Linked DNA regions of Homo sapiens: all the other regions are linked to region 1. Evidence: chromatin contacts called from ENCODE Hi-C or POLR2A ChIA-PET data. All regions are on one chromosome and are shown on one strand. The core of a region is the stretch at or near the end of the contact, and the rest is flanking DNA. Distances in the headings are between cores, read along the strand shown.

The links. Hi-C counts contacts between places; a loop is a spot of excess contacts on that map. ChIA-PET counts read pairs that join two places held with the same protein, here RNA polymerase II (POLR2A). Pooled maps may share reads with other maps.
Region 2: a loop to region 1 is called in a pooled map, with 2.1 times the contacts of the local background. The contact joins the promoter of TMEM82 here to the promoter of ZBTB17 in region 1. A Hi-C loop is called at or near these places in 1 of 50 pooled maps.
Region 3: a loop to region 1 is called in a map of gastrocnemius medialis, with 3 times the contacts of the local background. The contact joins the enhancer-like site here to the promoter of ZBTB17 in region 1. A Hi-C loop is called at or near these places in 4 of 168 maps with a recorded cell type or tissue (gastrocnemius medialis, heart left ventricle and transverse colon) and 5 of 50 pooled maps. POLR2A ChIA-PET finds 5 or more read pairs at or near these places in 9 of 52 experiments (AG04450, H1, HEK293 and 6 more).

The regions. Positions count from the first base shown.
Region 1 is chr1:15,974,063-15,977,818 of GRCh38, reverse strand. ZBTB17 (zinc finger and BTB domain containing 17) reads left to right here and starts at 1,718. Exons shown (of 16, transcript NM_003443.3): 1 at 1,718-1,836. RefSeq lists enhancers at 1,354-1,853, 2,745-2,854 and silencers at 1,855-1,954, 1,995-2,324.
Region 2 is chr1:15,740,199-15,743,954 of GRCh38, reverse strand. It overlaps TMEM82 (transmembrane protein 82), which reads right to left and starts at 1,456. Exons shown (of 6, transcript NM_001013641.3): 1 at 1,308-1,456; 2 at 1,048-1,120; 3 at 761-935. The coding sequence starts at 1,395. SLC25A34 (solute carrier family 25 member 34) reads right to left here. Exons shown (of 5, transcript NM_207348.3): 5 at 2,563-3,756. SLC25A34-AS1 (SLC25A34 and TMEM82 antisense RNA 1) reads left to right here. Exons shown (of 2, transcript NR_149050.1): 2 at 3,733-3,756. RefSeq lists enhancers at 1-134, 1,095-1,875, 2,277-2,346.
Region 3 is chr1:15,791,488-15,795,243 of GRCh38, reverse strand. It overlaps the pseudogene RPL12P14. Among named protein-coding and RNA genes, the nearest start is that of UQCRHL, 14 kb to the left of the region's middle. RefSeq lists an enhancer at 2,967-3,467. Within about 2 kb of position 2,028, at least 3 of the 41 ENCODE cell types and tissues checked have a DNase peak (open chromatin) inside an H3K27ac peak, as active enhancers do.

The DNA.
Region 1 (3,756 bases), core at 469-2,968:
TCTCTACTAAAAATACAAAAAATTAGCCGGGCATGGTGGCGGGCGCCTGTAGTCCCAGCTACTCGGGAGGCTGAGTCAGGAGAATGGCGTGAACCTGGGAGGCGGAACTTGCAGTGAGCCCAGATGGCGCCACTGCACTCCAGCCTGGGCAACAGAGCAAGACTCCATCTCAAAAAAAAAAAAAAAAAAAAAAAAAGACTACACCTTGGGTAGAATGTACACTGTTCAGGTCATGGGTCCCCCAAAATCACAGAAATCATCACTAAAGAACTTATCCATGTAACCAAACACCATGTGTTCCCCAAAAACTACTGAAATAAAAATTAAAAATATAGTTAAAAAGAACGGGTGAAGTTAGCCAGTTGTGGGTGCACATGCCTGTAGTCTCAGCTACTGGGGAGGTTGAAATGGGATGCTTAAGCCTAGGGGTTTCAGTCCAGCCGGGCAACATAGCGAGACCCCATCTAAAAAAAAAAAAAAGAAAGAAAAGAAAGACGGCCGGGCACGGCGGCTCACGCCTGTAATCCCAGCACTTTGGGAGGCTGAGGCAGGTGGATCACGAGGTCAGAAGATCGAGACCATCCTGGCTAACATGGTGAAACCCCGTCTCTACTAAAAATACAAAAAATTAGCCAGGTGTTGTGGCGGGCGCCTGTAGTCCCAGCTACTCTGGAGGCTGAGACAGGAGAATGGCGTGAACCCGGGAGGCGGAGCTTGCAGTGAACCGAGACAGCGCCACTGCACTCCAGCCTGGAAGACAGAGTGAGACTCTGTCTCCAAAAAAAAAAAAAAAACCTAAAGACAAGAAGGGGTGAAGTCAACTGCTGGGCTTTTTTGTTTCTCTAGCCATTGTGAAGACAGGAGTGAGTTGCCAGATTGGCATATGTTGCATCCCACTGAAGGCTAGTGGACATGAATCTCTAGGGAACAGTCTCCCCACTGCATACTTTCTTCAGCTGTGCTTGGCTGTTTGGGAGCTAACAAAGAGAAAAGGTGCATTTGGATTCACACAGCGTTGGTATTCTTACCAAATCCATGTGACAAAAAGGCAAGGGGGCAAAAGAGCTTACAGTAGTGGCAAGAGTGTTGTTAAAATTATAGATTATGGAAAATATGCAGGCCTAGAAGTAAACAAAGGAGAAAGCCCTCAGACTGTGAGAAAGTGGAGAAGTCAGTGGCCTAGAGCTACCAAAAAGGTAGAAGAGGGGCCACGGAGGGGCCATGCAAGTCTGCAGACACTTTTGTTTTCAGACACCTTTATTCACGTCCAAGACAATCAGGGAAGGGGATAATGTTCGGTTTAGAAGGTAGAAAAACACAACTGGGATCTGCAGCTTTGAAGCCACAAGTAGATTCATATCTCCGGTCCACCACTTACAAGATATGTGACCATGGACATTGATTTACACTTTTTGAGTCTGTTTTCCCTTTTTTAAAATTAGGAGAATAATACTATCTTATAATTGGTGTGAGGATTTAAAGAGATAATGCATGTAAAGCGCTTAACACAGTGCCTGGCACACAGTAAGAGCTGAACACATGATGTTACTGTTATATTTGGAAGAGAAACCAAGGCAGGGGTACAATGAGGACAACTCTGAGCGCCGAAGTACTGTAAGGTGGAACTTTTGGATAGCTAGGCGCATGCGTCTGTCTATGGGCGCTCTCCTAGCGAGGACGCTGCGCATGCGCCGGAAGTTGCAGCCGGGAAGCCTGCGAGGTCGGTTCCGCCCGACTCTAACATGGCGGCGCCCTTTGTCTGCTCTGGAGTGCCGTCCCCGGCCTTCTCGCGGCCGTGATGCACCTCCCTCTGCGGTGGGGTCCGGGACATGGCAGGTGAGTGTCAACAATCGCCCGGGGCCGGGGAAGTCCCGGGAGCCGGGGCGGAGGCGGCGGAGGATGGGGCGCGGTGGGACGCCGGTGACGGTTGTGTGGGGGAGGGGAGGGAAGTGGAATGGGACGCCAACCGGGGCTGAGGGGACACCGCTGGGCGGGAGATTGTGGGGTGGCGGGGCGGGGGGCGTCGCCGGGCGTGCTGGCGGGGAGTGGGCGGCCAGGCGACCGCCCGGGCGAGGGGGCGCGTGTCACCTCCCGGGCTGGATGACACCCCAGCTGGTAGCATCTCCGCCCCCGCCGCACGGCTGTCACCGCCCCTTGACCCCGCGCGCTGTCGAGGGTGGGCGTTCTGCGGCCGCGAGGGAGCGCAGTGCCGGGGCAGCTCCTGTCGGCCGGCCGGGGCGGGAGGGAGCGGGGCTGCCCGGGCCTAGGAGGAGCTGACAGAGGAGGCCGACGCTGTCCCTGTATAAAAGCATTTCATTCATTCATTCGTACTGCGGACGGTGGTTCAGCACCTGATAGATGGTGAAGCTAGAGCGAGTGATGCGGGCGGACTCGATCCTCCAGGATCCTCGATCCTGGAGTTAGGAGTGTGAACCGTGGAGCCCAGCAGCGGGGTTTGAATCCCCATTCCCTGCTGTGACCTTAGGCACTTTTGGCTTTTTCTCTCTGCCTGGGTTTATTCATCCTTTAAGCAGAGATGATAATAAAATCAGCCTCCTAAGATTGTAATAAAGGGGAAATGAGGCTCCTAGAACACTTATGGGTACAAAGTAAATGCTGTGTGTTTGTTGCTGTTATTAATTGTATCACCATTGTCACCCAGAGCTCAGAGACCCATGTGGGAGACATACAGGTAAATCAGCAATTCTGATACTGCTGCGAGGGCAGAAAGCCCTCCTTCCTCTGAAGCACGGAGTAGAGACACATCACTCAGCCTAGGGGGAATCCCGGGAGGCTTCTGTCCCCCAGAAAGCTAAGATCTAAGGGAAGCTCAGCGGAGTGAGGCAGGAAAACGGGTATTCCCAGTTAAGGGTGTAGTTTGTGAGAAAACTCATCTTCGTAGAGAGAGGAGAGAGAGATCAGGCTAAATAAAGAAGCAGACTGGGCCGGGCTCGTTGTCTCACGCTTGTAATCTCAGCACTTTGGGAGGCCCAGGCGGGCAGATCACTTGAGGTCAGGAGTTCGAGACCAGCCTGGCCAATATGGTGAAACCCCCGTCTCTACTAAAAATACAAAAATTAGCCGGTCGTGCTTGCGCGCGCCTGTAGTCCCAGCTGCTCAGGAGGCTGAGGTATGAGAATCGCTCGAACGCAGGAGGCGGAGGTTGCAGTGAGCCGAAACGGCGCCACTGCACTCCAGCCTGGGCGACAGAGCGAGATTCCGTCTCAAAAAAGAAAAAAAAAAAAAGCAGCAGCAAGCTGTGGTCTGGTCTTAGGGGACGTTGTAAACCTAGTTAAGGACTTTAAACTTTAGGTTAATGGGAAGCCATTTAAGAATCAGATCTGTGGCCAGGTGCGGTGGCTTACTCTGTAATTCTAGCACTTTGGGAGGCCAACGTGGGATGATCATTTGAGCCCAGGAGTTTGAGACAAGCCTGGGCAACATGGCAAGACCCCATCTTTATTAAAAGAAAAAAAAAAAAAAAGGAAAAAAAAAATAGCCGGGCATGGTGGAGTACACCTCTGGTGGTCCCAGCTTCTTGGAAGGCTGAGGTGGGAGGATTCTTTTATTTCCAGCCTGAAATAAAAGAATCAGGTTTTTTTTGTTTTTGTTTTTGTTTTTTTTTTTTGAGACTACGTCTTGCTCTGTCACCCAGGCTGGAGTGCAGTGGCAGCATAATCATAGTTCACTGCAGCCTTGATCTGAACTCAAGTGATCCTTCTGCCTCAGCCTCCCAACTAGCTGGGACTACAGGCG
Region 2 (3,756 bases), core at 207-2,706, 230 kb after region 1:
CTTGCTCTGTCACCCAGGCTGGAGTACAGTGGCTCGATCTCCGCTCACTGCAACCTCCGCCTCCTGGGTTCAAGCAATTCTCCTGCCTCAGCCTCCCAAGAAGCTGGGATTACAGGCACCCGCCACCATGCCCAGCTAATTTTTTTGTTTGTTTGTTTTTGTTTTTAGAGATGGGGTTTCTCCATGTTGGCCAGGCTGGTCTCGAAATCCTAACCTCAGGTGATCCGCCTGCCTCGGCCTCCCAAAGTGCTGGGATTACAGGCGTGAGCCACCACGCCCAGCCTTCAATCATGTCTTAGTACTTGGGGCCCATCTGTTAGCTGAAGGGTGGTGGTTCAGAGTCTCAGAGACCTGGGTCCAAAGCCTGACTCTATCTGTTGACCATAGACAAGCCACATACTCTCTGAGCCTTAGTTTCCCCATCTGTGAAATGGGGAATCAGAGCAAACCTTTACCCCTGTGGCTGTGAGGATTACGTGATGCACACGGTGCACTCGGCGCAGGGCCTGGCATTTGGGGGGCCGGATCTACAGAAACTGTCGCTCTTGTCTTCTTGGGACTGGGACTGTGTCCACTGTGAGTGTGGCCGCTTCCGCAACCAAACCCAAAGGTGCAACCTGCAGCCTCTGTTCTCAGTCTTACGGAAAATACGGCGAAGAGGCTGGGATGCTGGACCTGGGCCCTGCTGCCCACATTCCGGGGGTGAGCCCGGGCCCTGGGCTGGGGAGTGATCCACCCACTGCCTTCCCGGAGGCCTCACCTTGCCCAGGGACAGCAGCGTGGACACGGCCCGGAGGGAGAACTCGAGCACCACGAGGGCAGCCACCCGGGACCCCACGACCGTCAGAAACAGGGCCAGCCCTGCCAGGTGCACCGTTTCCAGGGAGGCCCACTGGGCCCGAAGCCGCTCCTTTTCGGGTCGCCGCTGCGGGTCACTTTGGGGACAGAATGGGTGTGGGCAGGGGTGCAGAACTGCCACCTTCGACCCCTGGTGGGGGTCCCCGTGCCCCCAGCCACATTCCCTGGGGGGATGAGGTGGGCACTCACTTGGCACAGCCCACGAAGAAGTAAACTTTCAGGAGGCTGTTCAGGACCAAGACTCCAAGGGCCCCGATCAGGCCTGAGGGGGCGGGAGGGAGGCAGCGAGGCAGCGTGCAGGGGTGTTAGGAGGGCAGGCTTCATTGGTAGGGTCAGAGGGGGCGGCCAAGGGGCAGGGGTGTCGGGAGACCAGGTGGGTGGGGTCCACCCTGCACTGCAAAGAGCTGGAAGGGGGCGGGGCCAAGGCAGGAATGGGGCGAGGTGCTCACCTTGCAGGAGGGAGTCAAGGAGGCTAGAGCCCCACTCGAGGGAGGGGAGGCCGGGGAGCCAGGAGGGGAGGGATGGAAGAGAGAACATGGCAGCCCCGGAAGGAGCCCCAGCCTCCGGCCAGGTCTGCGTAAGGACAGACCAACGTCACTGGGCAAAGGTGTCGGTGGAGGGAAGGAGAGAGGCTGGGAGGGGTCAAAGGCCCAGGGGAGGGGAGGGGAGGAGAGCCAGGGGTGTTAACCCTTCGAGGCCCAGAAGGGCAAGGTCCCAGCTCCAGGCACACGGGGTGCCTGGAGCCAGCTGCTGCCCGGGCTCCCCATTTGGGCAGTGTGGGGTGAAGGGACAGGTGTCTCTGGGCTGGTCTCTGGTCTCTGTCCCTGCTAAAGTCTGGCATCCACTTTACTTGAAATCTTCCTTGAGGGAGGACAGGCGCAGTGGCTTACACTTGTAATCCCAGCACTTTGGGAGGCCAAGGTGGGCAGATCACAAGGTCAGGAGTTCGAGACCAGCCTGACCAATATGGTAAAACTCTGTCTCTACTAAAAATACAAAAAATTAGCCGGGCGTGGTGGCAGGCACCTGTAATCCCAGCTACTCGGGAGGCTGAGGCAGGAGAATGGCTTGAACCCAGGAGGCGGAGGTTGCAGTGAGCTGAGATCACACCATTGCACTCCAGCCTGGGCAACAGAGCAACACTCTGTCTAAAAAAAAAAAAAAAAAAAAAAAATAGCAATCTTCCTTGAGGGCTTGAACCACCCAATGCCCCTTCGAAGTCCCAGGCTCCATCTGTCCTGCCCCGCCTTAGGTGTGGGTCCTGTCCTCTTGCAGCCTGAAGTGTGGGCTCTGACCCTTCAGCCCAGGGTCTGAGAGTAGGGACTCTATCCCCCCATAGCCAGAGATCAGCTGTGCCCTCTCAGCCTGAGGTCTGGGGCTCTCTTCCCCCACAGCCAGGAGGTCAGCTCTGCCTGCTTTTTGTAAGGTCTGGTTCCAGCTTCCCAAAGCCTCCGGCTCTGACTCGGTGTGGAATCTCCTGCAGCCCGAGCCTGCCTGAGCCTTCTCCTCCCACAGGCCGGGGCCGCCCTTCCTGATGCTCCTCCCTGGGTCCACTAGGTGGCAGGCCTCACCTGGGTCCAGCAGGGCGGAGCTGAACAGGTGGACCACGGCTCCCATCCTGCTTTCACAAACAGAAAGGGCAGAGGGAGCAGAAGGTGGGGGTCAGGGATGGGGGAGACTGAGATTCACCACAGAGGAGGGTCGTTGAAGTAAACAAAATATAAAACTTTATTGGTTTGGAGTGTGCAGTAGCAGGTGTTCCTGGGAGCGGCCCTTACAGACTTGGGGTGTGGCTGGGAGGGCAGGTGGGGCTGCTCGGCAGCAGTCCTGCCCCTGCCAGGGAGTTGGCATCCATCTCTGCAGTGTGAAGGTCGGTGCGGCGCTGAGAGCACACCCACGGGGAATGGTGCTCAGTCTAGAGAAAGGCCCAGGGTCTGCTGCTGGCCCTGCCACGTCGCTTCCCTTTCCCGGGCCTCAGTCCCGGGAACAATGGGCACCTGGACTGAACAATGGGCACCCGGAGCTTCTTTCAGGCTTGTCAGGATATGTGCAAATGCCCACAGGGCGGGCAGCTGGGAGGCCCTCCGTGAGAGCCCTTAGATGATGTTGGCTGAGGCCAGGCGCGGTGGCTCACGCCTGTAATCCCAGCATTTTGGGAGGCCGAGGCGGGCGGCAAGGTCAGGCATTCAAGACCAGCCTGGCCAACACAGCGAAAGCCTGTCTCTACTAAAAATACAAAATTAGCTGGGCATGGTGGCGCACACCTATAGTCCCAGCAACTCGGGAGGCTGAGGCAGGAGAATCACTTGAACCTGGGAGGTGGAGGTTGTGGTGAGCCGAGATTGCACCACCGCACTCCAGCCTGGGCAACAAAGCGAGACTCCATCTCAAAAAAAAAGATGATGTTGGCTGAACTGCGGCCCCTGCAGAAGTGCATGTTGAAGTCCTACCCCCTAGTAGCTCAGGATGTGACTGTATATGGAGATAGGCTCTTGACAGAGATAATTAAGTTAAAATTGGGCCAAGTGAGGTGGCTCATGCCTGTAATCCCAGCACTTTGGGAGGCCAAGGCCAGTGGATCACTTGAGGTCAGGAGTTCGAGACCAGTCTGGCCAACATGGCAAAACCCCATCTCTACTAAAGATACAAAAATTGGCCGGGTGTGGTGGCACACACCTGTAATCCCAGCTACTCAGGAGGCTGGGGCAGGAGAATTGCTTGAACCTAGGAGGCCAAGGTTGCAGTGAACCGAGATCGTGCCACTGCACTCCAGCTTGGGTGGCAGAGTGAGACTTCATCTCAAAAAAAAAAAAAAAAATTAAAGTGGGGTCATGAGGGTGGGCCCTAAGCCAACATGATTTGTGTCCTTATAAGAGGAGGAGATCAGGACCCAGACGC
Region 3 (3,756 bases), core at 779-3,278, 180 kb after region 1:
CACTCTCTGAGAATTAGTATGAGTCATACAGGATACAAGGACCTTTCTGGATGGATTGGGAAAATTATATGTCACTTACAAGCAAGAGGCCTGCAGTCTAAACTCCCCCTCTTAAGATGCAGGTCTTGGCCTGGCGTGGTGGATCACACATGTAATTCTAGCACTTTGGGAGGCCAAAGCAGGAGGATCACTTGAGCTCAGAAGTTCAAGAGCAGCCTGGGCAACATAGAGAGACCTCATCTCTAAAAAAAAAAAAAAAAAAAAAAAAGATGCAGGTCTTAGCTGGGCACGGTGGCTCACTCCTGTAATCCCAGCACTTGGGAGGCCGAGGCAGGAGGATTGCTTGAGGCCAAGAGTTCCAAATCAGCCTAAGCAGCATGGTAAAACCCCATCTTTACAAAAAATTTAAAAAATTAGTCAGGTGTGGTGGTGCATGCTTGGGGTCCCAGCTACTTGGGAGGCTGAGGTAGGAGGACTGCTTGAGCCCAGGACATCATCAAAGCTGCAGTGAGCTGTATTTGCACCACTGTACTCCAGCCTGGGCAACAGAGTGAGACTGTGTCTCAAAAAAAAAAAAGATGCAGAGATGCAGAGCTCCAGACATTAAAGGTTTTTTCAGTTGGACATTGGCACCTGTGTTACACGATGGGTTCTGAAACATTCTAGAATATGGATTTCTGAAGTGGGTCTGTAGTGGAGGACTATAGAATTTTCACTGGACCTGCTTTGATCCTGTCTCTGCTGTGCGGCCTTGTGCAGTTATACCAGCTCTCTGATGTGCAGCTTCCTCCTCTTTGGCAATGTCAAAATTGCTACTTCATAGATTATTTTGTTACATAAACTGTACATTAAAGTGAGGAGAACATTTTTTGGAAAATGTTCTCAGTCCCTGCAATTCTTCCTCATCAGCTCAGCCTCCTCCCCTCTCCCCATCCCCCCATTCAATTCCCGGTTCCCACCATTTGTCTCTCTAGCAGGGTAGGGAGGGGCTTGGGTTGCCCTGGAGGGGCTGGCCTGTGGCCTGTGCTGGGTGAAGTTCACACCTGGGTGTGCCCTCGGGAAAGGGGCCTCTGGGGACAGGGTGACCATCAGAAAGGCTCAGGGCTCCCAGTGCACCATGCTGTCCTTTGTCCCAGCTCTGATTCTGTGCTTACTGTGCCCAGGTTCCCAGGTATGGAATTGCAGGGTAGCAGCATGGGGACTTCCAGGTGGGCCCCTCCTAGCAGGTGGGGGTTTGAGCCAATGAAGAATTCAGTCTGCTGACACAGGTCTCCCTCCAAAAGGGCGTGTCTCTAGGACAGAGGCAGCAATTCCACAGCCATATCACTCACTTTCTAGTTTTTTGTTTTGTTTTGTTTTGGAGAGAGGGTCTCGCTCTGTGGCCCAGGCTGGAGGGCAGTGGCGTGGTGCGATCTCAGCTTACTTCAACCTCTGCATCCCAGGCTCAGGTGAATCTCCCAACTCAGTTTCCCAAGTAGCTGGGACCACAGGTGCTCACCACCACGCCCGCCTAATTTTTCTTTTTTTCTTTTTTTTTTTTTTTGAGACGGAGTTTCGCTCTCGTTGCCCAGGCTGGAGTGCAATGGCGTGATCTCGGCTCACCACAACCTCCGCCTCCCAGGTTCAAGCAATTCTCCTGCCTCAGCCTCCCGAGTAGCTGGGATTACAGGCATGCACCATCACGCCCAGCTAATTTTGTATTTTTATAGTAGAGACGGGGTTTCTCCATGTTGAGGCTGGTCATGAACTCCTGACATCAGGTGATCCACCCGCCTCGGCCTCCCAAAGTGCTGGGATTACAGGCATGAGCCACTGCGCCTGGCCCTGCCTAATTTTTCTATTTTTAGTAGAGATGGAGTTTCTCCACATTGCCCAGGCTGGACACTCTTTCTTTTTCTTTTTTTTCCACCAGTTGTCAAGTGATCCTTTATTGAAATATTTTCCTTTCTGCTTCTTAACTGGCTGGGCATTCCACAGCACCACTGTTGATGTCATCTATGATGTCATGAGGGTAGCGGCCATCAACATTACAGCCCACAGACTGGGCAGTCCCCAGGATCTCTTTAATGGTTCCAGAGAGTTCCCTGGCTAAAGATCGGTGCCACGTGTGTCAAGCAATGTTGACGATCTCATCAAAAGTGATATTCCCACTGTGTTTAATGTTTTTCTGTTTCTTTCTGTCTCTTAGTGGTTCCCTGAGGGCTTTGATGATCAGGGCAGAGGCAGAAGGCACCACCTCAATCTGGGCCTGTCTGTTCTGAATGGTCAGTTTCACTGTAATCCTCAGGCCCTTCCGGTAACCCGTTGCCTTGGCAATGTTATCACCAACCTTTTTTGGAGACAGACCCAGGGGGCCGATCTTGGGGGCCAGCGCAGAAGCAGCGACTTCACCTCCAGTGCACCTCAGGTATACAACTTTGATCTCTCTGGGGTCAAACTTCACGGCATGGTGGAGGTGGCTGGTGTGGGATGAACCCGGATTCGGGACAACCGAAGAAAGTTGCACCTTGGTCTCCTTCTCTTTTTTTTTTTTTTTTTTTTTTTTTTTTTTTTTTTTTTTGAGACAGAGTCTTTCTCTGAGAGAGAGTCTAGCTCTATCGCCCAGGCTGGAGTGCAGTGGCATGATCTTGGCTCACTGCAACCTCCGCCTTCCGGGTTCAAGCGATTCTCCTGTCTCAGTCTCCTGAATAGCTGGGACTACAGGCACACGCCACCATGCCCGGCTAATTTTTGTATTTTTAGTAGAGACGAGGGTCTCACCATATTGGTCAGGCTGATCTCGAACTCCTGACCTCAGGTGATCCACCGGCCTCTGCCTCCCAAAGTGCTGGGATTACAGGCGTGAGCCACCGTGCCTGGCCCAGGCTGGACACTTTCTAGTTTTGCAATCTGTTCTCTCCTCTCAGCCTCACTGCCACCCTGCGTGGTGCGTGGGCCGGAATGACCCTTCCCCTCTTGCAGTTTGGAGAAGTTGAGGACCCGTGTGAACCCTGAAATCATTCATGCCCGGGCTCCCCGTTCGCCAGCCCATGCTGCCCTCTAGTGGTTGTGTGCGCACCTGCCTTTAGGGAGTCCAGGACAGCCGGGACAACCAGCTCATCTGCAGACAGCAGTGGCCAGCCTTCCCAGGCTGCGCAGGGGACCCTAGGCAGGGACCGTCCCCCTCAGGACCCTTCCAGCACTGCATGCCTTCACCAGCTCCTCTTCCTGTCTCGCAGCATCTGGTTTAGATGCATAGATAGATGTATTATATACGTATATTTTAATTGTGCTAAAATACATGTAAAATTTACCATCGCAACTAACTGTACGGTTTCATGGCATTAAGTACCTTCACACTGTTGGGCAACCATCACCACCATACATCTCCAGAACTATTTTTTTTTTTAAGACAAAGTCTTACTGTGTCACCCAGGCTGGAAGCGCAGTGGTGCAATCTTGGCTCACGACAACCTCTGCCTCCTGTGTTCAAGTGATTCTCCCACGTCAGCCTCCCAAGTAGCTGGAACTACAGGTGCCCGCCACTCCACCTGGCTAATATTTTATTTTATTTTATTTTTGAGACAGACTCTCTCTCTGTCGCCCAGGCTGGAGTGCAGTGGCGCGATCTCGGCTCACTGCAAGCTCCGCCTCCTGGGTTCAGACCATTCTCCTGCGTCAGCCTCCCGAGTAGCTGGGACTACAGGCGCCTGCCACCACACCCGGCTAATTTTTTGTATTTTTAGTGGAGACAGGGTTTCACCCTATTAGCCAGGA